Linked DNA regions of Mus musculus: all the other regions are linked to region 2. Evidence: chromatin loops called from intact Hi-C (ENCODE). Cell type or tissue: left cerebral cortex. All regions are shown on one strand.

Region 1 (8,000 bases), 51 kb before region 2:
AGTTGTGTCAAGTTGACACAAAACTAGCCAGTACAGCTGCCCACTCAGATGAATTGAGTTTAATCCCTAGAACCCATGATGAAAATAGAGAACTACTCTGTCAGTGTGAATGCCTGACCACATACAAATAATAAAGTTATTGTTTTTAAAACTTAAATATTTTAAAATTATTTAAAATGTAACATTTATATTTAATATTTATAATGTTGGTACACATGATTATGTAATATGTAAATGTATAATACTTTTTTTTTTTTTTTTTGGTTTTTCGAGACAGGGTTTCACTGTATAGCCCCGGCTGTCCTGGAACTCACTTTGTAGACCAGGCTGGCCTCAAACTCAGAAATCCGCCTGCCTCTGTCTCCCGAGTGCTGGGATTAAAGGCATGTGCTCACATGGTACCTCTTTCAAAATTGACTATATAATAGGTCACAAAACAGGCATCCACAGATACAAAAATTTTGAAATTATCCCATGCATCCTATCACATCATCATGCACTAAGGCTGATCTTCAATAACAACATAAATAATAGAACGCCAACATTCACGTGGAAACTGAACAACACTCTACTCAATGATTCCTTGGTCAAGGATGAAATAAATAAAGAGATTAAAGACTTTTTAGAGTTTAATGAAAATGAAGCCACAACATTACCCAAACTTATGGGACACAATAAATGGCAGTCTTAAGAGGAAAACTCATAGCCCTGAGTGCCTCCAAAAAGAAACTAGAGAGAGCACACACTAGCAGCCTGACAGCACACCTAGAAGCTCTAGAACTAAAGGAAGCAAATTCACCCAAGAGGAGTTGACAGCAGGAAATAATCAAAATCAGGGCTGAAATCAACCAAGTGGAAACAAAAAGAACTATTCAAAGAATCAACCAAACCAGGAGCTGGTTCTTTGAGAAAATCAACAAGATAGATAAACCCTTGGCCAGACTAAATAGAAGGCACAGGGACAGTATCCTAATTAACAAAATCAAAAATTTAAAAAGAGACATAACAACAGAACCTGAGGAAATCCAAAACATCATCAAATCCTACTACAAAAGGCTATACTCAACAAAACTAAAAAACCTGGATAAAATGGACAACTTCCTAGACAGATAGCAGGTACCAAAGTTAAATCGGGATCAGATTAACTATCTAAACAGTCCTATTTCCCCTAAAGAAATAGAAGCAGTCATCAATAGTCTCCCAAACAAAAAAAGCCCAGAACCAGATGGGTTTAGTGCAGAGTTCTATCAGACCTTCAAAGAAGATCTAATTCCAACTCTTCTCAAACTATTCCACGAAATAGAAACAGAAGGTACTCTACCCAATTCATTCTATGAAGCCACAATGATACCTAAACCACACAAAGATCCAAAAAAAGAAGAAAACTTCAGACCAATTTCCCTTATGAATATCGATGCAAAAATACTCAATACAATCCTCACAAACCAAATCCAAGAACACATCAAAACGATCATCCATCACGACCAAGTAGGCTTTATCCCAGGGATGCAGGGATGGTTTAATATATGGAAATCATCAACATAACCCACTATATAAACAAACTCAAAGACAAAAACCACATGATCATCTTGTTAGATGCTGAGAAAGCACTTGACAAAATCCAACACCCCTTCATGATAAAAGTCTTGGAAAGATCAGGAATTCAAGTCCCATACCTAAACATAATAAAAGCAATCTACAGCAAACCAGTAGCCAACATCAAACAAATGGAGAGAAACTCAAAGCAATCCCACTAAAATCAGGGACTAGACAAGGCTGCCTAATTTCTCCCTACCTATTCAATATGGTACTTGAAGTTCTAGCCAGAGCAATTCTACAACAAAAGGAGATGGAGGGTATACAAATTGGAAAGGAAGAAGTCAAAATATCATTATTTGAGATGATATGATAGTACATATAAGTGACCCCAAAAGTTCCACCAGAGAACTCCTAAATCTGATAAACAGTTTCAGTACAGTAGCTGGATATAAAATTAACTCAAACAAATCAATGGCCTTTCTCTACACAAAGGATAAATGGACTGAGAAAGAAATTAGGGAAACAACACCCTTCACAATAGTCACAAATAATATAAAATACATTGGTGTGACTCTAACTAAGGAAGTGAAAGATCTGTATGATAAGAGCTTCAAGTTTCTGAAGAAAGAAATTGAAGATCTCAGAAGATGGAAAGATCTCCCATGCTCATGGATTGGCAGGATAAATATGGTAAAAATGGCTATCCTGCTGAAATCAATCTACAGATTCAATGCAATCCCCATCAAAATTCCAACTCAATTCTTCACCAAGTCAGAAAGGGTAATTTGCAAATTCATCTGGAATAACAAAAAACCTAGGATAGCAAAAACTATTCTCAAGGATAAAAGAACCTCTGGTGGAATTACCATGCCTGACATTAAGCTGTACTACAGAGCAATTGTGATAAAAACTGCATGGTACTGGTACAGTGACAGATAGGTAGATCAATGGAATAGAATTGAAGACCCAGAAATTGAATCCACACACCTATGGTCACTTGATCTTTGACAAGGGAGCTAAAACCATCTGGTGGAAAAAAGACAGCATTTTCAACAAATGGTAATGGCACAACAGGTGATTATCATGTAGAAGAATATAAATTGATCCATTCTTATCTTCTTGTACAAAGCTCAAGTCTAAGTGGATCAAAGACCTCCACATAAAACCAGAGACACTGAAATTAATAGAGGAGAAAGTGGGGAGAAGCCTCGAAGATATGGGCACAGGGGGAAAATTCCTAAACAGAACAGCAATGGCTTGTACTGTAAGATCAAGAATTGACAAATGGGACCTCATAAAATTGCAAAGCTTTTGTAAGGCAAAAGACTGTCAATAAGACAAAAAGGCTACCAACATATTGGGAAAGGATTTTTACTAATCCTAAATCAGATATGGGACTAATATCCAATATATACAAAGAGCTCAAAAAGGTGGACTCCAGAAATTTAAATAACCCCATTAAAAAATGGGGTACAGAGCTTAACAAAGAATTCTCAACTGAGGACTACCGAATGGCTGAGACGCACCTGAAAATATGTTCAACATCCTTAATCATCAGGGACAAATCAAAACAATCTTGAGATTCCACCTCACACCAGTCAGAATGGTTAAGATCAAAAATTCAGGTGACAGCAGATGTGGAAAAAGAGGAACACTCCTCCATTGCTGGTGGGATTGCAAGCTTGTACAACCACTCTCTAAGTCAGTCTGGAGGTTCCTCAGAAGATTGGCCATAGATAGTACTACCGGAAGATTCAGCAATACCTCTCCTGGGCATATACCCAGATGTAGGTCTAACTGGTAATAAGGACACATGCTCCACTATGTTCATAGCAGCCTTATTTATAATAGCCAGAAGTTGGAAAGAACCCAGATGTCCCTCAACAGAAGAATGGATACAGAAAATGTGGTACATTTACACAATGGAGTACTACTCAGCTATTAAAAACAATGAATTTATGAAATTCTTGGACAAATGGATGTATCTGGAGGATATCATCCTTAGTGAGGTAACCCAATCACAGAAGAAGTCATTAGATATGCACTCACTGATAAGTGGATATTAGCCCAGAAACATAGAACACCCAAGATATAATTTGTAAAACACAAGAAAATCAAGAAGAGGGAAGACCAATGGGTGGATACTTCATTCCTCCTTAGAATAAGGAACAAAATATCCATGAAATGAGTTACAGAGACAAAGTTTGGAGCTAAGACGAAAGGATAGACTATCCAGAGATTACCCCATCTGGGGATCGATCCATCCCATAATCAGCCACCAAATGCAGACACTATTGCATATGCCAGCAAGAGCTGTCTCATATGAGGCTATGCCAGTGCCTGGCAAATACAGAAGTGGATGCCCACAATCTTCTATAACATGGAACACAGGGCCCCCAATAGAGGAGCTAGAGAAAGCACCCACGGAGCTGGAGTGGAACAATAATATGAACTAACAGTACGCCCAGAGCTCGTGTCTCTAGCTGCATATGCAGCAGAAGATGGCCTAGTCCGCCATCACTGGGAAGAAAGGCCCCTTGGCATTGCAAACTTTATATGCCCCAGTAGAGGGAAATGTCAGGGCCAAGAAGTGGGAGTGGGTGGGTAGGGGAGCAGGGCAAGGGGAGGGTAGAGGGAACTTTCGGGATAGCATTTGAAAAATATATAAAGAAAATATGTAATAAAAAAATAAAATAAAAAATAAATTAAAAATTAAGTCATGTGCCACCATGCCCGGCTATACTATTTAATATTTAAAAACAAAATAATATGTAAGCCAATGACTGAGTTTAGTGTTAATATACTTTCTCTCAAAACAGCTACTAAAAATGCACTTCCTAAAAAATAAAAAAAGAAATCATATATATGTGATTGTGTGTGTGTAAAAATACATGTTAACTGAAAAATATAATAACACTAATAAATAATTTAGTTAGAATAAGATGATGAAATGTTAATGAGGAATTCAGGTCAAGACTCTATAAAGAAGTCAAATTAGGGGTTAGAGAGATAGCTCTTTCAACTCCAGCAGAAAACCCCAGTTCAGTTCCCAAGACACACATAGGATCAAGTCACAAACACCTTCCAATCCAGCTTCAAGGAATCTCATGCCCTCTGCAGGCCCCTTAGAGCCCTGAAATCATGTGCAGTAAACACACACACACACACACACACAGTCATATATTTCAAAACCTCACAATACCCAGCTGTTTACTTCACAGGTACTGCAAAGAAACATTTCTGTTAGTGATTCCATGGGGCACAATGCAATGCGAAACCAAGGAAGGAGGCTACTGCTGTGGCTGCCTGCTTTTGCTTCTGCCTTGGTGAACCAGCTTTAGTTATTTGCACAAAAATAAAGCTCACTTGAGAAGTTATGAAGTGCTTCATAACAGAAGAGTCATGTTTTATTCATTTCCTCTTCAGATTTCTCGTGACAGAATCCTTTTTTCCTTTTCCAACAATAGCAAACTTCAAAGCTGCATAAGGTGGAAGCTGGGAATAAAGCAGGCTTTATCTTTGTCCCATGCTCAAGCCTAACTTTAGTGCATTCTCGGGGATTACATAATGAGAAGATCTTCAGCCTCACATTCTAGTCCCCCATGGTTCTCAGGACTACAATTACCATGTATAGACAGAGGACCTCAATCGAGATCTGTCACCTCCTAGGGAACTTTGACACCTAGAACTCTTTTTCTTTGCCAAGCTAATTAATCTTATGAGAGGTTACAGTGAGGAAAACATCATACACATATGTGAATGCATATACACACATATATATTCATATAGCCTTATTTCAAGCATGTAAAGTAATACAGACCTTGTTCTTACATGCTTCTACTATTAATGGACTTTTTAACATAAAAACATACACAGTAGAGTCACTTGGGCATTTCTTTTTTGCCAGAATGAGCAGGTAAGAATTACACTCTGCCACTTTACTCCACATGCAGCTTTGGCCACTTACTGGCTGTCCGGGTTCACCAATTCCAATCGGTCCGGGAGCTCCCATTCTTCCTTCCTGGCCCCTCTCACCCTGAGACAGGAAAAGTAGTTACAGGGTGAGTTTTTTAAAAAATAATAGGATGATATGAAATGAGCTGGAGATTTCAACAGGGAAAATAGACAAAACTTTTCATATTCAGGAACATTAAGAATCATTCAGAGGAGACTGATGTCAATTAAAGCAAACAAATTGTCCTAAAATGTTCACCAGCTCTTGTTTAAATGCAACTCAGTATCTCTGGCACTTATAAATGATAGTGTAGAAATGGGAAATGGACAGCATTTTCTGAGATGGCCAAGATACAATATGTGCTATTCCCTGCCACTATCCTAAAATGTCACCTCTTCCCTGTCCCCGCGTTGGCCATTTTACCTCTCCTTTTTTTTTTAATTAGATGTTTTCTTTATTTACATTTCAAATGTTATCCCCTTTCCTAGTTTCCCCTCCGAAAATCCCCTATCCCCTTCACTCTCCCCCTGCTCCCTAACCCACCCACTCCTGCTTCCTGGCCCTGACATTCCCTATACTGGGGCACAGAACCTTCACAGGCCTCTCTCCCCATTGATGACTGACTAGGGCATCCTCTGCTACACATGCAGTTAGAGCCATGAGTCCCACCATGCGTTTTCTTTGACTGGTGGTTTAGTCCCTGGGAGCTCTGGGGGTTCTGGTTATTCATATTGTTGTTCCTCCCATGGGGCTGCAAACCCCTTCAGCTCCTTGGGTCCTTTCTCTAGCTCCTTCACTGGACTCTGCTTTACACTTGCTTTCCTCCAGAAGAATCTTCTCCACTAACTTTGCCCAATGAAGGTCCACCTTCCCTCAAGTCTGCACGTCCTGATCACTGAAATGCAGTGCATGGTGGCACTTGATTCCCTTCTAAACATATTGAATCAGGACTGCTCCCTTTCAGTTCTGTATTAAAGTCTTATCATCCTGAAAGTCCATTTAAAATCAGTTTGTACCTCTGCTATCTCATATGCTCTGTGTGTGACTCAGAGCTCCCAGGATGCTCCTTACCAACTCCCTACAATTCTTCCTGCCAGCATTTACTCTCAGTATTCTGGGCCTCTAGTTTCTGCTTACATAATGTGAGCAGGTGGAAGGTTTACATGGTAAGATGCTACATTTCCCAATACTGTATTTGCACGCTAGTTTTTAAAGCCCAAGTAACCAAACAGAACCACTTATACATTTTGAGAGGTTATATATTGGAAACAAAGTTTTTATTCCAATTCAATCAAATGTATCTTGAATATTCTTAAGCTAATTGTCCCAGACCAGAATGCTGCAAGTGTCCAAAGACCCAAAATATATGCAACTACTGCAGAAAAGGGTGGAAGAGAGTTTGTGCCCTACTTTCCAAGCCCCATATAAATCAATAGTTATCCAAGGACAAAGAAGCAATATCTCTACCTTAACACCTTGCTGTCCAATACCAGGGGCTCCTGGAGGACCATAAGGACCAGGAGGACCTGGCTCACCCTAGAATAGAAAAGAGGGTATTGTTAGGTCGGCTTCATAGCATTTGCTGAACAGTTCTTAGGTATACAGTGCTGCTGTAGGAGCCCTGAGAACAGCAGCGAAGTCTAGCATACAGTCCCTGCCTGCCCTTAATTACCTCTAATTTCTAAATACAATTTAAATATATTTTAAAACATGTTAATGGATACGTGATAATTGATTCCACCTAGATTTTTTTTATCTCCGTGCAGTCATAGCAATTTTAAATGTTTTTATGTAGGAAGGTACAATAAAAGGAAGGAAGGAAGGAAGGAAGGAAGGAAGGAAGGAAGGAAGGAAGGAAGGGAGGGAGGGAGGGAGGGAGGAAGGAAAGAAGGAAGGAAGAGAGAGAGAGAGAGAGAAAGGAAGGAAGGAAGGAAGAAAGAAAGAAAGAAAGAAAGAAAGAAAGGAAGGAAGGAAGGAAGGAAGGAAGGAAGGAAGGAAGGAAGGAAGGAAGAAAGAAAGAAAGAAAGAAAGAAAGAAAGGAAGGAAGGAAGGAAGGAAGGAAGGAAGGAAGGAAGGAAGGAAGGAAGGAAGGAAGAAAGTGTCTTTACCTATGAAAGTCATGATACAGCCTTTTCACTCATTCCACAAATCTATTTCAAATGCTTTGACAGATCCATTTTAGTCCCTACCCAATGCACACCTCTCTCACCTTTACTATTCAAGCCAATAAGAAGCTATATTTTGCTCTTAAATATGTGGTATGATGCCCTATTACAATTGATTGATTTAGCTTTGTCATATTTAGTCAAGGTTTCTGTTGTTCAAAGTGAGCATTTTCAAGTAATACAGTCCACTCTGTAGCAGGACAATACACGAACTCAGGCATCCAAGAACTGGATGATACCAAATCACTCATGATTCCTCGTATCAGGAAAACCTGAGTCCAGATGGGCTGTGAGGCATTGGGCTATGCAAAGACAGCCTGTTTTCCAGTTGAGGCTAGATG
Region 2 (8,000 bases):
TGTGAATGAGTACAAGGCCAATGCTATAAAAGGTAGTAGAGGAAATATGAAGAATTGACAAAGTTATTAATATCATAACTAGTGGGGTGGGAGCAAAAGCCAGCAAACTCTGTAATAACAACAAAAGCCTTTGCAATTTAACTTAGGAGCAAAATTTGCCACTACAAAATCTGAAACAGGACAGAAGTAAACATCTTTAAAAAAAATGAAGCCTGGAAAAAATAGGAAGTGACCACAACTAATGAAAAAAAAAAAAAGCATATGATTCCACTAACCCTTATGTGGTAAAGAGAATGCCTTAAATCCATGATCTTCAAGAATGTCCAGAAAAAGAAAGTTTAATTTAGCCTCAACCTTTACTTCCAGATTTATTTATTCATTTATTTATTTATTATTTTTATTGGTTTTTTCAAGACAGGGTTTCTCTGTGTAGCCTTGGCTTTCCTGGAACTCAGTCTGTAGACCAGGCTAGCCTCAGAAATCTGCCTGACTCTGCCTTCCAAGTGCTGGGACTAAAGGTGTGTGCCGCCACTGCCCAGCTCCAGATTTTTAAATATTAACTTTTATACTGTCTTATTCTTCTTAAGGACTAAGTGATGCATCTAGAACATTAGACTGAATTTGTTTCACATGTAAATTACAATAAACTTAACAATAAGATACTCTGCACATTCCCTTCAATAGGAATCACTGCATCCTGTTTGGTATTTTAGAGCTGAAAGGTTTCCTCTTAGAGGCTCTTACATGATACTTCCTATGAAAGATGCTAAGGGATTTGTCTTTATTCAGCTTGGTTCCTGAAAAAACATCTATTTATTCTGGACAATTGTGTCCAGTAAAGCCAACTAAACTGAGCATTGCAATAAAAATGAGTAGGCTGCTGACCTCCGCAAAAGAACCTAAATTCATTTCAAAATTAGTACTTTCAGTATAAGGAGCCAAACACTGATGGGTACATACAATATGGGTTTATTTCTGTAGAATGGTGTGAAGTGTTTACTCATCCTGAGTGGTGAAAGTCAGGTCAGGAGCTCTAGGGCTGGGGAGAGGGGGAGAGGGATCACAAGGAAGTTTGAGTAGGCATTTCTAAGTGATGGAAATGTCTACATTATAATCATGTTGGTGGTTACATGACTGTGTGTACCTGTCAAAACCCATGGAATTGTGTGCTTTAACGCATTTCTATTCTGAAATCATGCCTACATTTTTTTAAAAGCCTAACCACATAAGAATTTAAATATAAAAAAGTTAAAATGTCAGCTAAGAATGTAATTAAATGAGGAATTTTCTCAAGGATCTGGTTTAAAAAAAAAAAATTCCGGTCCTGCTTTATAGAGAGGGACAATGAATGTTGGTGTGCTTTTCTTTCAAAAGCTGACTAGTACTCTGGACCTGGAATGCATCTGGAAAGCAGTATCTCCCTGTCAAGGAAGGGTTATTCCCAGAAGTGACATCTGAGCAAACAAGCTGAAGTCACAGGGTGCTAAGGAAGTGGAATCTCATTGGTCATCTTCTGTTTCCCTAGAAACAGTCCTAGCCCGAATCCACTGCCAAAAGCTCCTCTCCTCAGCTGGGCAGGAATCTCAGCAAGGATGTATCTAGAGGAAGTAGCAACATCCTGCGCCTGAACATCTGGCCAAACAAGGAGCTGTCTGCTCTGTGCCTTCTGGAGTCAGCCCTTCTCACACTAGAGATGAAGAGGGGGAAGCAATGACAAGCTACCATGATGGACAGCTGAGAGGAGTGATGCCTGGAGCCAAGGGCACAGGCAGGGCTAGAGACTGCAGGGCTAGCACCTTAAATTTCATGTGAAATGTCTGCTCTCAATGAGACTCACCTGGGAACAATGGGCTAGGCAATGATTTCTGACTCCAGTCTAAATTGGCTCAATCCTATTAAGGATTACCCTCAATTAGTTAACCAAAATAGTTTCTTCCTTTCTTAGATTGCTTTGTCAAGCAATAGTAAAAGTAATATAGACAGGCTTGTAATGTATAAGAAATAAAGACAGAAACACATTTAAATTGCAAGTCTGAATTTTAAAGTATTATGACATGGAAATAGGTAAAATGGTCAAAGATAATCATGCAAATGGGAGATAAGGAAGGACGAAGTTAAAACAAATAAGGCCGACCACAGACTGATAACCGAGGAGTGTAAGTCAACAATGTATGGGATTTTAGGATAAGTAAACAGTAGACTATGGTGTATGCTTCAAAAGCAATCATTCCCAAATCGTCAGGGTATGACAAAGTTAGGGATGTAGCTTCAGGGAACAAACTTCTGATATTCCCAGTAGATTGTCAAGGTAGTGGAAAGAAAATCCAGAAAGTTTCATGTTCTGTATCCAATGAGAATCCTACGTTGTCAATGTTTTGTATCTACTGTTAAATAACTGCAATATGACTATACAGCAAGGATATATATATATATATATCCCTCTAGGTACCTACCAGGCGTTCCTGAATTCTGTCTACAAGTGTTGGGTCACTCAATAGTAGAACGGGTTCATTGGAAGGATCCCCAGATATCAAACGAAGTTTGGCTTCATTGACCACAGTGGAAAGTCCAACGGTGATAAATGATATTCCCAAAATTCTAGCATCTTCAGAAATACTTTGGACATCTGGGCTCTTGGGATGATCGATGCCATCAGTCATCAGCAAAGCCACCTTCACGCCATCTTTACGCCCTTCTCTTTTAAGTAGCCTTGTGGCATTGGAGATGGCATAATAAGAAAAGGTACCTTGCCCAATTAAATTCAGAGACTTGACCCGCTGCTTAAATGTCCGGAGATCCTTCCAAGAAGACAAGGGTGGATCAATCTGGACCGAGCTGCTAAACTGAAGGGCTGCCAGCTTGATGTCATATTTTAATGAACGGCCAGGAGTCAACTGGAAAATCTTCTCACTCAAGCTGTCCACAAAATCTTTCTGATTATCAAAGAGTACAATTTTGGAGCTTTCTGAGCTGTCCAAGATAAAGACAACATCTATGAAGCAAATGGCATCTGAAAGAGAACACAAAGGTTATACCACTTAAAGCATTAAAAAAAGAAAGTGCAGCATATTTTTAAAATTAAATACTAGGAAAAGGCGTCAAAAGGTAAATCAAAAAAATGTCTGTCTAACAGTTGGGTTACATCATATTAGTACCTTGAAACCAAATGAGAAAATGTGTCTGCATTCATCATAGGAATAGAACAGGAAAAGAAACTTTTCAAAGTTGAAAATGAATTCTAGATCGGTTTCTTAATAGCTGACTTGTCTCTGGCCTTAAATATGTCATTTAAGTGTTCTGATTTACAATTGAAGTTAAAATGAAACAAAGTGTTCTAAATCTCTAAAATCTAGATACTTAGGGCTTATTACTACAGTGGTATAAGTTTATCAAGCAGAATATTACATGTATACTACACATGATTTGCTATTTAAACCAAACACTATTTTAAAATCTTATGTTAGTGATTTCACAGGCTAAAACTAAAACTTTAAAAAAAAATGCTTTCTTTTTTTTTACCCTGGAAGTCATTTTTCCTTGCAAGTGTGTTTGGCTTTGGTCCTTTCTTTCTTTGTCCATACACTGCTTGAGTCATAAAAGCTGGCAAAAGCAGAAGACAGAAGGCAACGTCTCTTCTCCTCATTATGGTAGATGGTAAAAATTCATCTGCCTGGTAACACCTTGAAATGGAAAATTCAGTTATAAATACTTCCATAAAAGGTAATATTTACCTTTTCTCTTTTATTGAAAATAATTTTCCTCATTTCTTGATTACGGTTTCTCCTCCCTCTATTCCTCCCAGTCCTTCCCCATCTCCCTTCCCACCCAGATCCATCCCCTTCCTGTCTCTCATTAGAAAACAAGAAGGTGGGCTGAAGAGATGACTCAGAGCTTAAGGGCACTGACTGCTCTTCCAGAGGTCCTGAGTTAATTCTCATCAACCACATGGCATTTCACAACCATCTGTAGTGGGATCCAATGCCCTCTTCTGGTAGGTCTAAAGAGAGTGACAGTCTAAATAAATAAGTCTTTAAAAAAAGAAAGAAAAGAACAAGAAAACAAACAGGTTTCTAAGGAATTGTAATGTGATGAAAAAAGAACCCAAAAGAAGGCACAAAAAACCGAGACTCATTTGTACACTCTAGACTCCCATAAAAACACCAGCTGGAAGTCATAAAATATACACAAGTTACCTGTCAGGCGAGAGAGAGAGAGAGAGAGAGAGAGAGAGAGAGAGAGAGAGAATAAATTAATTAATTAACTAATTAAACATAAATAAATAGTCTCAAGCCTGTAGAGTCAAAGGCTGTGATTTGGGCCAACAACATGGTAAGTTAAGGAACTTGACACCAATCATGATGACCTGACTTTGATTCTCTAGGACCCACGTAGTATAAGAAGAGAACTTCAGAAAACTATCCTCTGATCTTTACACACACACACACACACACACACACACACACACACACACACACATACACACACACACACACACACACACACACACATACACACACACATACACACACACACACATATACACATACACACACACACATATACACACACACATATATACACACACACATATATACACACACACACATATATATACACACACACTGACTCACTCAAACACAAACACACATACACACACACACACACACACACACACATACACACATACACATATACACACCATGACTCACTCAAACACACAGAGTAAGGAGAGAGCTAATTTCAGAAAGCTATCCTCTGAACTTTACACACACACACACACACACACACACACTGACTCACTCAAACACAAACAAACACACATACACTCACACACACACATTCACATTTCAAGTAAAACACTCACACTGAGATTTTTAAAGTTTCTAAGCTAAGCAAGTCATGGTACCATGACCAGACATTTCTTGGTAAGCATTCACTTCTATCGAAGTCATTGTATTTAAGCAGCACTACTTTCTTCCTATATTACAGAGAGCTTGGAATAGGGAATGCCATTGATCAGTTTCTCAGTCCCACACTGTTCTGGGACTATGCTTCCATCCCAGTATCTGCTTTATCATTTCCAGATCGCTCAGAGTGAATTCAGGTGACTGCATGTTTGTTATATTCATTTTTACTATAACTGATGCTTAGCAAAGCCAACTCTTTGGGTCACACAGAACCACTACGTTTTCAGTCTTGCTGTGATGTGCACACAGCGTCAGTGAATCAAGTCAAGTTAGAATAAAATTCTTCCTCAGCTTTCCATAGCTCCTTTCTCTTTTCTTTTCTCTTTTCTCTTTTCTCCTTTCTCTTTTCTCTTCTCTTTTCTCTTTTCTCTTTTCTCTCTCCTCTTTTCTCTTTTCTCTTTTCTCTTTTCTCTTTTCTCCTTTCTCTTTTCTCTTCTCTTTTCTCTCTTCTCTTTTCTCTTTTCTCTTTTCTCTTGCTTTGGAAAGTTTATCTTCATCAGGTTCCACAGTGGAACTGCATATCTAATGAATAAAAATTAATTTGACTACAAAACCCACTAGGTTTGCTTAAAAGAGACTTCCAAGCAAAATGGGGAAAGATCTGAAGTCAGAGGCCTACCCCTTTAACCCAACTATTTTTTTCTATGTAAACAATGAAAACTCTAATTCTCTATTAAAATTCTCAGTCATCTGTATCAGTTCAATATGCCCAGCTGCACACACAGTGATGTTTAAATCCACAGAATTTCCTGACAAAAGGAGACTGATATGTTGCTAGCTCAGGATACCCAAGGGAACAGGAACAAAAGGTTTATTTAGAATTGACAATCGGCGTGGTTTCCGAGTGCTTGCCTCCTTCGGCTGCATTAACTCCACAAGGTCTGGAAAAGGAATCACATTTTCCTCCTTTTGGCACCTTGCCTTCAGAAAATGTGAACTGGAAATTCACGACCATGATTTTTCCAGACTCTTCAATCCAGGGTGGGAATAATACATGCAACGGCAGTGATGGGTGAGCTGGGAGACGGACTTCTTTCAGACAGGCAGATGGATTAAATCCCACAAAGAAGCAAAACTGTTTGGCTGGAGATAACGCTACTGCTGGCTTCAGGCCACTGTTTCTTCCTCAAATAGCAGGCAGCAGGAAGCTTATTAACAGAACTTCACTTCTGTGTGAAGCACCTGTGTTGGCGCATGTGCTGAGAGCAATTGTCTAAATGTCAACCAAGCTCTCGACCAGCTATACTAAGATCTGAAGGCAGTGGGTAGTCAAAGCAAAAACACAAACTAAACCCCACTAGAACTGGGCTAAGGAAATAGAACATAGAAATGGCACCCCTGTTTTAGCCAAGGTGAACATGAAAGAGCTGCTTCTTTGATTCTGAAGCTTAGTGAAAAGATAAAGTTGTGTAGACACACACAGCTGCTACTGCATTTTCAGAGGGAAAAACAAATCATTAATGTTATACAGGGGTTTTCTTTCTTGCACCCATACCAGGAGAAACATCTCAGGCATTCCGGACCATAGAACTTAATCCTCATGTGTCTAATAGCCACTGACACCACTCAAGCATGACAATAACCATAATATCTCTGTGTTATGGTTTCTTCTGAGGCTGTTGGTTAGGCACCTGACACAAACTTTTTTGCTTTCCTGTGGGGTCCGCAGGGAATCCTCTTGGCTTTATTTTTCTTTCTCTAGCTTTTCCATTCTCTTATCTCCCCGACCTCCCTGACTCTGTTAGACACTGTGAGAGGTCACCCACTTCTAACCACTTTCAGAGCATCCTATTGCCTGAGTTCTTAATAGTTCTTATCTTTTAGAAAGATGTACAAATGATTAAAAGAGATAGAGAGTACAGTTAGTTAAATGACAGAAATTAAAACCTCAATGTCAATATGGCTATGGCTAAATTTTATTTAAAATGCAGCTCTTTTGACAAATGCTGTATTTTGAAATTTTACCTAAAACTTATTTCAAGTCAATTAACAGGGTCAATACATTCAAGAGACTATATTGTATAATTTTTCAGAAATAAAACAAATTTTAGTAGATTTTAATAATTTTACCTCAGTATTTGCATTTTCCTGGTTTCTACATGAAGACAAAATGATTGGATAATTTTTATTCAAATTTCTAAATTAGTCAAATGCTAAAATATCCTAAAATGAATTCTGAATTGTAGAAATCCATTTCAAATTTTTAAAAAGTTCCCGCCAAAGATATTAACATTATTGTGCTACAGTTTAGTAGATTGTAAATTTAGAATAAAATTTGCAAAAGGAAAAATTAAGTATCTTTAATATTTAGTCTTAAGTTTACATACTTAGCCAGTATTCATGTTTGTCTAACAATTGGTTTTGAGTCACAGCAGAGGGCAAAGTTTTCAATAAGTTTTCTTCACATGACAAGATCATCAGCCGTTTATCCTTGCACAGTTCCTAGATGGAGTTTAAGGATTAAAACCAAGCAGCTCTGTCTTACCTTAGGAAGTCTGTCAGACAGGAAAGAGAACAGTGTAGCAGATGTCCACAGCAAGGACTATTGCTAAGTAGAGTTAGCTATTTGATATTGTTTGGTACTCTGGGAAATAATTGTCTTTGCTTTTGATTTTTTTTTCAATCTCTTATTCTTGTTTACTAGAGTGGTCAGGCATTTGGCCAAGGTGCAAGATCTGGGTGGGATCAGTAAGCAACTTAAAGGAACAGCGTCCCTTTAGACTAAGTCTGTGTTCTCCAGGCTACTGTTCCGAAAAAGAAAAAAAGAAATAAAGAAAAGAGAAAGTGAGCAAATTTTTTACATTGTAAGTGTCGATCGACCATCTGCCTGTGTTTCTTACACTATATCCTTGGTTTGATTCCTGTCTTTCTCTTTGCTAGGGTTTGTTCTCTGAGACACCCTTTAGAATAGCAAACACTCTGGAGTCATATAAATGACAGCAGACTCAGATTCAAAATCTTTTTAAGAAAATGAGCAGATTAATAATTTCTGAAGTTGAATAATGAGCATGTAGCTATTAGTCATTCAAGTCT
Region 3 (8,000 bases), 320 kb before region 2:
GCCTTGACTGCATCCAGTGTGTGTATTCCTCTGAGTCTTTTGTGTCTGCTTTTGTACGTTGTTAATCATTTTGTGTCTTTATGCCATATATGTTTTAAAGCATGTTATGAAGAAACATTGCTTTGCAGCTGCTGTGCCTCCGGGACTCGCCCACTGAAGAAACTGTTTTTCAGTAGGCCCAGCTTCTGAGTTTTAGGAAGTTCTCAGTTCACCATAAAAATATGCAAAAAGATGTTTTCTCCTAGCCTGTTTTTAAAATATTGAAATCTTAGAAGTTGTAATTGTTAATTATTAGCAAAGGACCCAGCTGGTTGCTTTTGTGGTTTCCAAAGGATTAATTATTCTCATACACTGCCTTGAATAAGCCACCCCTTCCTTGATGTCAAATGCTGTGTGGATTATGTATTACACAGTCCCATACATTTTTTTCCCACCAACCATTTCGGTCTGATGACACACTGCCCCGTTGCCTGTCTGCTGGTTGACAAGAGTAGGGTGTTTTCTTTGCTGCTGCAGTGAAGAAGGCTGTACAGCTGGGGAAATAGCAGATTTCACTGAAGAAGACATCAGGACTGTAAGGTTTTGGAAAAGGCTGGAGTTGAGGCAAAAACCTACTGTTGCAGTATTTAATCGTTTTAAAACTACAGAGTCTGGGTGTCAGAAGGCTAAACATCTGGCCTGGTGTTTGGAGACCTCGGAGATAAGATAGTTGTGGAATGTTATGCCTGTATACCCTTATCTGACACTCCATTGGAAACTGAGGCTGATCAGTCATCCATGCAAGAAGTGGAAGACCAGGCTCACTGATGGCATTGGAAATGATGTAGTTTCTAGCAGTCTGGAGAGTTGCTCAGCTAATCTGTTATTAATAGACATGCTTTTAAACACACTGTGATTTAAAACACACGATGGCCTGTCAGTCTCAACGTTAAATTGTTAAATCATTTCAGTTCACCTCTGATTTGTTTGTTTTGTTTTTTGGTTTGGTTATGAAAAAGAGAACGTATGTGTATTTGAGATCAGGTAGCCCAGGCTGACCCTAGGCAGGCCTTCAAGTCCTACCCCTTTGTGTTCAGGCCCCAAGTGCTGAGATTATGTGTGTGCCACCACGCGTCCATGTAAACATTTTAATATGCCTTGTGTTTTAACCGCCAGCCACTCACCATTCAAGAATTACCCATTCCCTGGTCAGGCATGGTGGCCTAGACCTTTAATTGCAGCACTCATGAGACAGTTCAGGGCCAGGACAGCCAGGTATACATAGTGACGTGATCCAATAAAAACTTGATACTTACTCATTTTTCCAGGCCAGGTTGGTCTACATTACAGGTCCCAGGACAGTCAGGGAGGGGTGCATAGTGATGTGATCCAAATAAATAAGTAAGTAAGTAAATAAATAAATAAATAAATAAAATTGTGTACTCATCAGGGAAGGGTGCATAGTGATGTGATCCAAATAAATAAATAAATAAATAAATAAATAAATAAATAAAATTGTGTACTCATTAATTTTTCCAAGCTTTTAGAATACATTTTACACGGTTATTTAGCTTTTAAAACTCTGTGTTTGGGGTGGGATCACATTATACACACAGATTGATGTGTAGAAAACTGTCACGTGATGTGTGTTTGTGTGTGTGTGTGTGTGTGTGTGTGTGTGTGTGAGATAAAACACCCCTAATATGCTCATCCTACCCAGTTTTACCTGTACAGTCAGTCCAGTGGTGGTTGCATTTCTGTTATGATGTACCCATCATCATTGTCCGACTCTAGAGCCCTGCATCCTGTGAAGCTGAAACGCACTACCCTATAAACAAGTCCCATTCTACCTCCCCATAGCCCCTGTCAGCCAGAATCTTCTGTTGCTGAGTTTTAATTAACGTAAGGGAAACTGTACATTGTCCTCCTCCTATTGGTTTGTTTCACTTAACAAAATGTCCTACTTTTATCTGTTTGGAGCAAATTGGAATTCTCTTCATTTTTTTAAAGATTGTCAATAAATCCTTTATGTATTTACTAATTCATTTACCTGTCAAAAGATGTATCCCTCACCCTTACTCCATTTGAATACTGCTGTGAATACCAGTGTGGGGGAAATAACCTCTTTGGGACTCTGTTTTCAAGTCCTTAGGGTATGTACCTCAAAGTGGCAATAGTGGGTCATGGCCCCCTTTTGAAGATCTAGTCTCACTGTATAACTGCTGACCTGAAACTCAGTGTGGACCAGACTGACCCTGAGCAGGCAGATGTATGCCTGCTTCTCCCAAGTGCTGGGATTGCAGTTGAGCCCCCCCACGCCCAGTGAGTATTAGTGTGAAATTCTGAGGGCCTGCTGTACTGAACTGCTGGCCACAGCAGCAGTACTGTTTTATACTTCGACTGGCATGTGCACAGATTCCAATTTCTTTATGTTCTTGCCAACACCTGTTACCTTTGATTGTTGGTAGTAGCGATCATTATGAGTTATGAACTGGCATTTAACTAATGATAGACATATTGTTTTACTTGCTTATTGACTGTTGTGTATCTATTCAAATCATATGTCCATTTTATGGATTGATTTTGTTTTAGTTGATTTTTTTTTAGGACTTCTTCGCATAACGTTTGCTCCACTAATCCAAATTATAGATATGCTTTGTGTTTGTTCATTCTGTCACCTGTTTGTTTTTTTCTTAACTGTTGATAAAGTATTTCAATGAAAAAAGCTTTATGGTTTTTTGGGTATTTGGGCTGCTAAACTTAATACTATTTTCACTACTTAAGACCTCTCAAAATTTCATATCAATTTATAAAACTTTGGGATTTTACTAAAAATTTTATTGAATCTGTGTATTAGCTTGTTAAGAACTGTAGTTCAACACTATCTTAACAGTGTGAAGTTTTACAGTTTTTGAACATGAAACATTTATACTTTTGGCTTTATGTTTTAGTGATCAGTTATTAGAGACATAATTGTTTTATATCGCTCTTCTCTTGGTTACTGTCAGCATGCAGTGTCTCTTTTCTATATTTCTACTTTCAAACTATTTGTCTTTGGGTCTAAAGTTAGTCTCACAGTTACAACATAGTTGATCTTGTTTATTCATTCTGCCCATTTGTGCTTCTTGATTAGAGTTTAATCTATTTCATTTACAGTAGTTACCAGGAGTTTTCCAGCCCCCTTTTCCTGGGTAACTGTCTCGTTTCCCTTAGAGTATGTTGTTTAGCTGGCTTCTCTGGTTATCAGGAGGGTTACACTTGGTATCACTAAGCTACAGCACTCTAGCTTGAGTTCATACTGGTTAAACTAATAGCATACAAAATGCCTTTCTTCTAGAACTTGCCAAGTTCACTGGTTGATAACACAATTACATCTTTAGACATTGTGTGTCAAAACTATACTAATGCCTGTCTCTTAAATGTATGGAACCAAGTGTAGAGCTAAAACCACTGTTATACTAGTATAAGGTGTTCTGTTTATCCGTGTATTTAATTTTTATTTACTTTGATTGTCCACTGTACTTTTCTAATATTCTGCATTTCTTGCAGAGCGAGTCTGTAGTAATGAACTGCTTTGGGGGTGTTTACACAAAATATCTTAAGTTCCCTTTTACTTTTAAAGGAAAAAAAAATTGTCAGATGTAGGATTCATGGTTGACACTTTTTTTTTTTAGCACTTTGAATATACCAGCCTACTACCTTCTGTCCTCCAAAGTTTCTGATGAGAAATATGATAATCTTTCTGACAGTCACTTGTATGCCATGAATCACATTTTCGTGGTTTCAGAATTGTCTCTGGGCCTACTATTTGATGAGACATATTTGGTATAGCCTTGAATACATCCTCCCTGGAGTCTCATCTGCCTCTTGGGTGCTAAGACTGCGATCTTGTATTGAATCTGGGGAGTGCTGGTGGCTTTTTGGCTATTCCTCCCCTCCTGCCTCGACACTCCAGTCTCTTTGCTGGGCTCCTTCACTGTGACCCAGACCTAGTTCGCCCTCACATCCATCTCTCTCTGTTGCACTCCTCAGACTCAGCTCTGCCCTCAGACATTTGTTCTGTCTTCAGGCTTGGCGTTTCTTTCTCCTGCCTGCTCAAATTTGGGTTTATTCTTTCTAGTAGAATTTTAAATTTAGTAATGCTATTATGCTTTAGATTTTCTGTTTTGTTTCTTTTTTAGGTTTTCTGTTTCTTCAAAGTCTTTATTTAATAAATGACTGCCTGGTCCGCCTTAAAAGATAGTTAAGTTTTTCTTACTTGTTGCTTTGAATGAATCATTTTCTCATTTATGTGTCGTGTGTTTTGTTTTTTTTTAAACAAAAAACAAACAGATGTTTCCATTTAATAATGTGATCATGAAATCAGATTGTCCCATTCCCTGGTGTTTGGTGTTTTGTTTTTTGTTTGTTGTTGTTGGATTTGGGGGTGGGGTAGTTGGAGGTTTTTTGGTTGGTTGGTTGTTATTGTTGTTTTGGTTTGTCTCAGTGTCAAGGACAAGTCTAGCCCAGGTGTTTCTGAGGTTGCACTTTATTTGGTCATACACCGGCTATGTAATTGTCCTTGTGCATGCAGTGTTGTAGTTCTTAATGTCGATAATTTCCAAACAGAGGTGGAAGAGAAAAACATAAAAAGGGGTGGAGATGATATCAGCCTTTCAAAACCAACTAGAAGTCATTTCCGCCAGAGAGGGAGGGGTTTATCTGGGTAGGTGAGGGTATATCACCAGTGATTGCCCATCTCTGAGTCTAGTTCTATGATCAGGCACAGCAGTTGGCATTCAGAAGACAGGTTTCTTACTGCCCACCTTTGTTCCCAGAACCTTTTAATAACTATTTTATAAATACGTGCTCTGCAAACAGCTGCCTACCAAGCAGACCTAGTAGACAGGAAGGCGGGTAGTTACTTCTAAGCCGTGAAATTAACTGAAATCACCTGTATTTACCTTACTTTCCAAGTCCTGCACAGGACATTTGGAGCCTTTGATAGGTCTTCAGAGTTCTAAAGAGTTAACACCAGATTCTACCTGGGTAATGTCTGAGTGGAAAAACGTATTCCTAACACTAGGATGGCCTTTTCCCAGAAGCTGGTGTTGACTGCTCGTATGGCAAACTGTTGTGCTTTCCCACTTACTGAATTTTTATTTTTGATCCTTTAGTGGGGTTATATTTCCCTTTATGTAGAGTTTGTACATTTACAAAGTGATAGTTATTCTTTGTTACCTATAGCTTTTTTGGTTTCTATTACAATTATTTTCTATATAACTACTTACTTCCTGGATATAAAGATATGATTCACTTCTCAAATAGCCACTTTTAAATGATTTCTTTTAAGTGTTTCCAACTTTTTACAGTTGGTCAAATTATCAATTACCACGATGGGTTTGACACCTTCTTAAATACATATACCTGTTATTTTCTTGTACAGTTGCACTTGTGTGTGCTTCTGGAAGACTTTACTCGACAGGAGAACGTTCATGAGTGATTATGTTTCTGTGGTAGAACAAGTGGTCTCTAACTTTTTGTCTTTATGATGAGTCTATCAGAACATAACCTCGTGGAGAGTTCATGAGCTCCAGGATTTTGTTTAATGATAATATAGAAATTTAAGAAAATTGTTATGGTATGTGGTGTGTGAATATGGGTCTGTAGTAATTGCAGTGCATGTGTGGCAGTCCAGAGGACAATTTTCGGGACTCAGTTCTCCCTTCCTTTAGGAGTTCTTCCATGGTCTGACTTGTGCAACATGCACTTTACCCACTGAGCCATCCCTGCATCTGGATTTTAAATAGTCAATGTGGTTTTCATATTTTATGATGTGTTTATCAGAGTATTAAATAAATTTTCTCCTTACTCAAATAGTTTCAACTTACAGTGGGTTTGTTGGACTATAACTCCATCATAGGTTGAACACCTGTCTTAGGGTTTCTATTGCTGTGATAAAACATGAGCAAAAGCAATTTGGGAAGGAAAGAGTCTATTTCATTTACTCTTTTATATCACAGTTCATGGTTGAAGGCAGTCAGGGCAGGCACCTGGGGGCAGGAGCTGATGCTGTAATCCTGGAGGGATGCGCTTACTGTCCTGTTCCTAAGGTGAACTGTGGACTTGTGAGTCTTAGATTCATTAGTTACGTAGAGTTTTCCTTAAAATGTCATGTAACTCTTAGCTGTCTTCATAACTTACAGTGGTGCTAAAAATTAATTATAATCTCTGGACATATTTTGGGCCTAATCACCAATGAGCCTCAATTGTAAGATGATCTAATGTGTCAATCCCTGTGGGAATTCCACAGTACATGTCCACAATAGTTTTTAACTTTTCACTACCTCAGAATCATGGTAGCAGATGATTGGTGGTAGCTTCATTCAGAGGCCTTCTGAGGTCTTGCTTTGCCCTGATCTTCAGCTCCCGGTGCTCAGTTCTGACATCCAGTTCCTCCTGTTTAGTGTGGGATGTAGCTGCCCTCATTGTGTCTGCAGCTGAATTGCCACTAAAGTGCTGTAGGAGTTACTATCACTCTCTTCCTAAGGCTGATTCGAGGAGTGATCAAATGCTGCCTTGAGGAAATGAGTTAAATAAATGGCCCTCCGTGCGACCCTTAGCTTCCTTCCTTAAAAGTTTTTCCCAGAGAATATTTTTGGTTGACTCTTAGGATAAATTAGAGTACAAAATGAATGGCTAAGAAAGAGAGTTTATTTGGGTTGCTTCAATGTCATCTAGGCTGACACAGACTGAATGTGATCATAGGTCATAGACATTTCAGACAAGTTTGAAAGACAAAATCCCACGGAGCTGGGGAATTATGTCAGTTGTTTGCCAGAAGATTTAAGCTGACATAGAAGCACTGTCTTGTAAGAAAGAGATTGGATAATTTAAAGAAAATTAAAAAGAAAAAAAGAAAGAAAGGGGGATGGGTGAGAAACAAAAAGAAACCCTCGGGGTAGGGGTGCTGCATGTACCCTCAGGACTTGGGAACATTGGGAGTGATCCTCAGCTACTGAGGAAGCCAGTGTGAGGCCAGCAAGCCCTATGCAAGACCTTGTTCAAACAAGCAAATAGAAAGGAACTCTCAAGAAAAAGTACTTCTTGGCATCTTCACTCAGATGAAGAGGGAGAGGAAGTTTAACCAGGCTACCAGACTACTGGGTTACCGAGCTACACGACCTCTTGTGGGCAAAGGTGGGGTCACAGGGCTATGTGTCCTGGGACATGCAGGCCCAAAGCAGGGTGGGGAACCATCCTAGTTTTGCCGATCTTAGGATAGATTTCTGGGAATTGGACACACCTTAACTCCAATCTCGCTCTGAGCCTACTCCACTCCCACCTCCCCAGTCCCATGGCTCCCTAACCCCATACATTATCAGCTGTATTGATGAATATTCTGAATCCTATGTTGTTATGTGAGTAGTGTTCACTGTGTCTTCATCTGGATTGGTTTCCGTCACTAGAAACTCTTTGCCCTTCTGTAAGAAGCACTCCTCAGTCATTAAAGTTTTATGATGAAATTGTAGTCACTTAGTCACATACTCAAACTGCATTTCCAGTTCTAACATGAAATTTAAGCAGCTACAGTCTACACTTCTAGTTCCCTTTCGATTCCTCCCCTACCTTCAGATGCTACCTCCACTGGTTCTGAATTCCTTGGAGTTACCAGAGTGTTCACATCAGCGTTTATGGGATGCCTTCCAAAAATCACACGGCTGCATGTTTACATGGAGAGTGTTGAATCCTTGGCCTTTTCCAAGTGGCTTCAGTTTCCTTGGCAAGACTCATCAGGAAGAGCACTGACTAAAGCCGATACATTGTAAAAGCTGTATTTCTTGAATAAGATTTGGAGCTCCTCATTGATCCACAGGCTTCAGAATGGATGCTGTGTTAGCTGTGCCAACAGCACTAAGCTTGCTGTATATCTCCAGCAAGTCCTGGGGAGCTAGGCGCAGTGGCAATGAATGGTAATATCTTTAAAAGAAGGCTTTTTTTTTTTCCCTAAGAAGCAGGTTTTGTACTGCCAACCAGGTTTT

What was found. Peaks named below come from ENCODE experiments on the same cell type or tissue, not always from the same donor. Only the 100,000 strongest peaks of a DNase experiment are listed, where the experiment ranks them.
Region 1: a loop joins it to region 2, with 9 times the contacts of the local background. A loop is called at or near these places in 2 of 42 quality-filtered maps.
Region 3: a loop joins it to region 2, with 3 times the contacts of the local background. A loop is called at or near these places in 12 of 42 quality-filtered maps.

The regions. Positions count from the first base shown.
Region 1 is chr6:8,121,778-8,129,777 of GRCm38, forward strand. Col28a1 (collagen, type XXVIII, alpha 1) reads right to left here. Exons shown (of 35, transcript NM_001037865.1): 12 at 6,962-7,030; 13 at 5,507-5,575. Among named protein-coding and RNA genes, the nearest start is that of Col28a1, 67 kb to the right of the region's middle. In left cerebral cortex, no CTCF peak of the experiment used is centred here; DNase peaks (open chromatin) are centred at 5,000, 5,463 and 6,591; H3K27ac peaks cover 810 bases.
Region 2 is chr6:8,172,713-8,180,712 of GRCm38, forward strand. It overlaps Col28a1 (collagen, type XXVIII, alpha 1), which reads right to left. Exons shown (of 35, transcript NM_001037865.1): 2 at 3,520-3,680; 3 at 2,454-3,010. The coding sequence starts at 3,643. Among named protein-coding and RNA genes, the nearest start is that of Col28a1, 16 kb to the right of the region's middle. In left cerebral cortex, a CTCF peak has its summit at 3,980 (motif pointing left); DNase peaks (open chromatin) are centred at 1,529, 3,611, 3,909 and 6,039; H3K4me3 peaks cover 384 bases.
Region 3 is chr6:7,849,911-7,857,910 of GRCm38, forward strand. The region is part of intron 1 of C1galt1 (core 1 synthase, glycoprotein-N-acetylgalactosamine 3-beta-galactosyltransferase, 1); the gene reads left to right. Among named protein-coding and RNA genes, the nearest start is that of C1galt1, 8.7 kb to the left of the region's middle. In left cerebral cortex, no CTCF peak of the experiment used is centred here; DNase peaks (open chromatin) are centred at 3,747 and 7,765.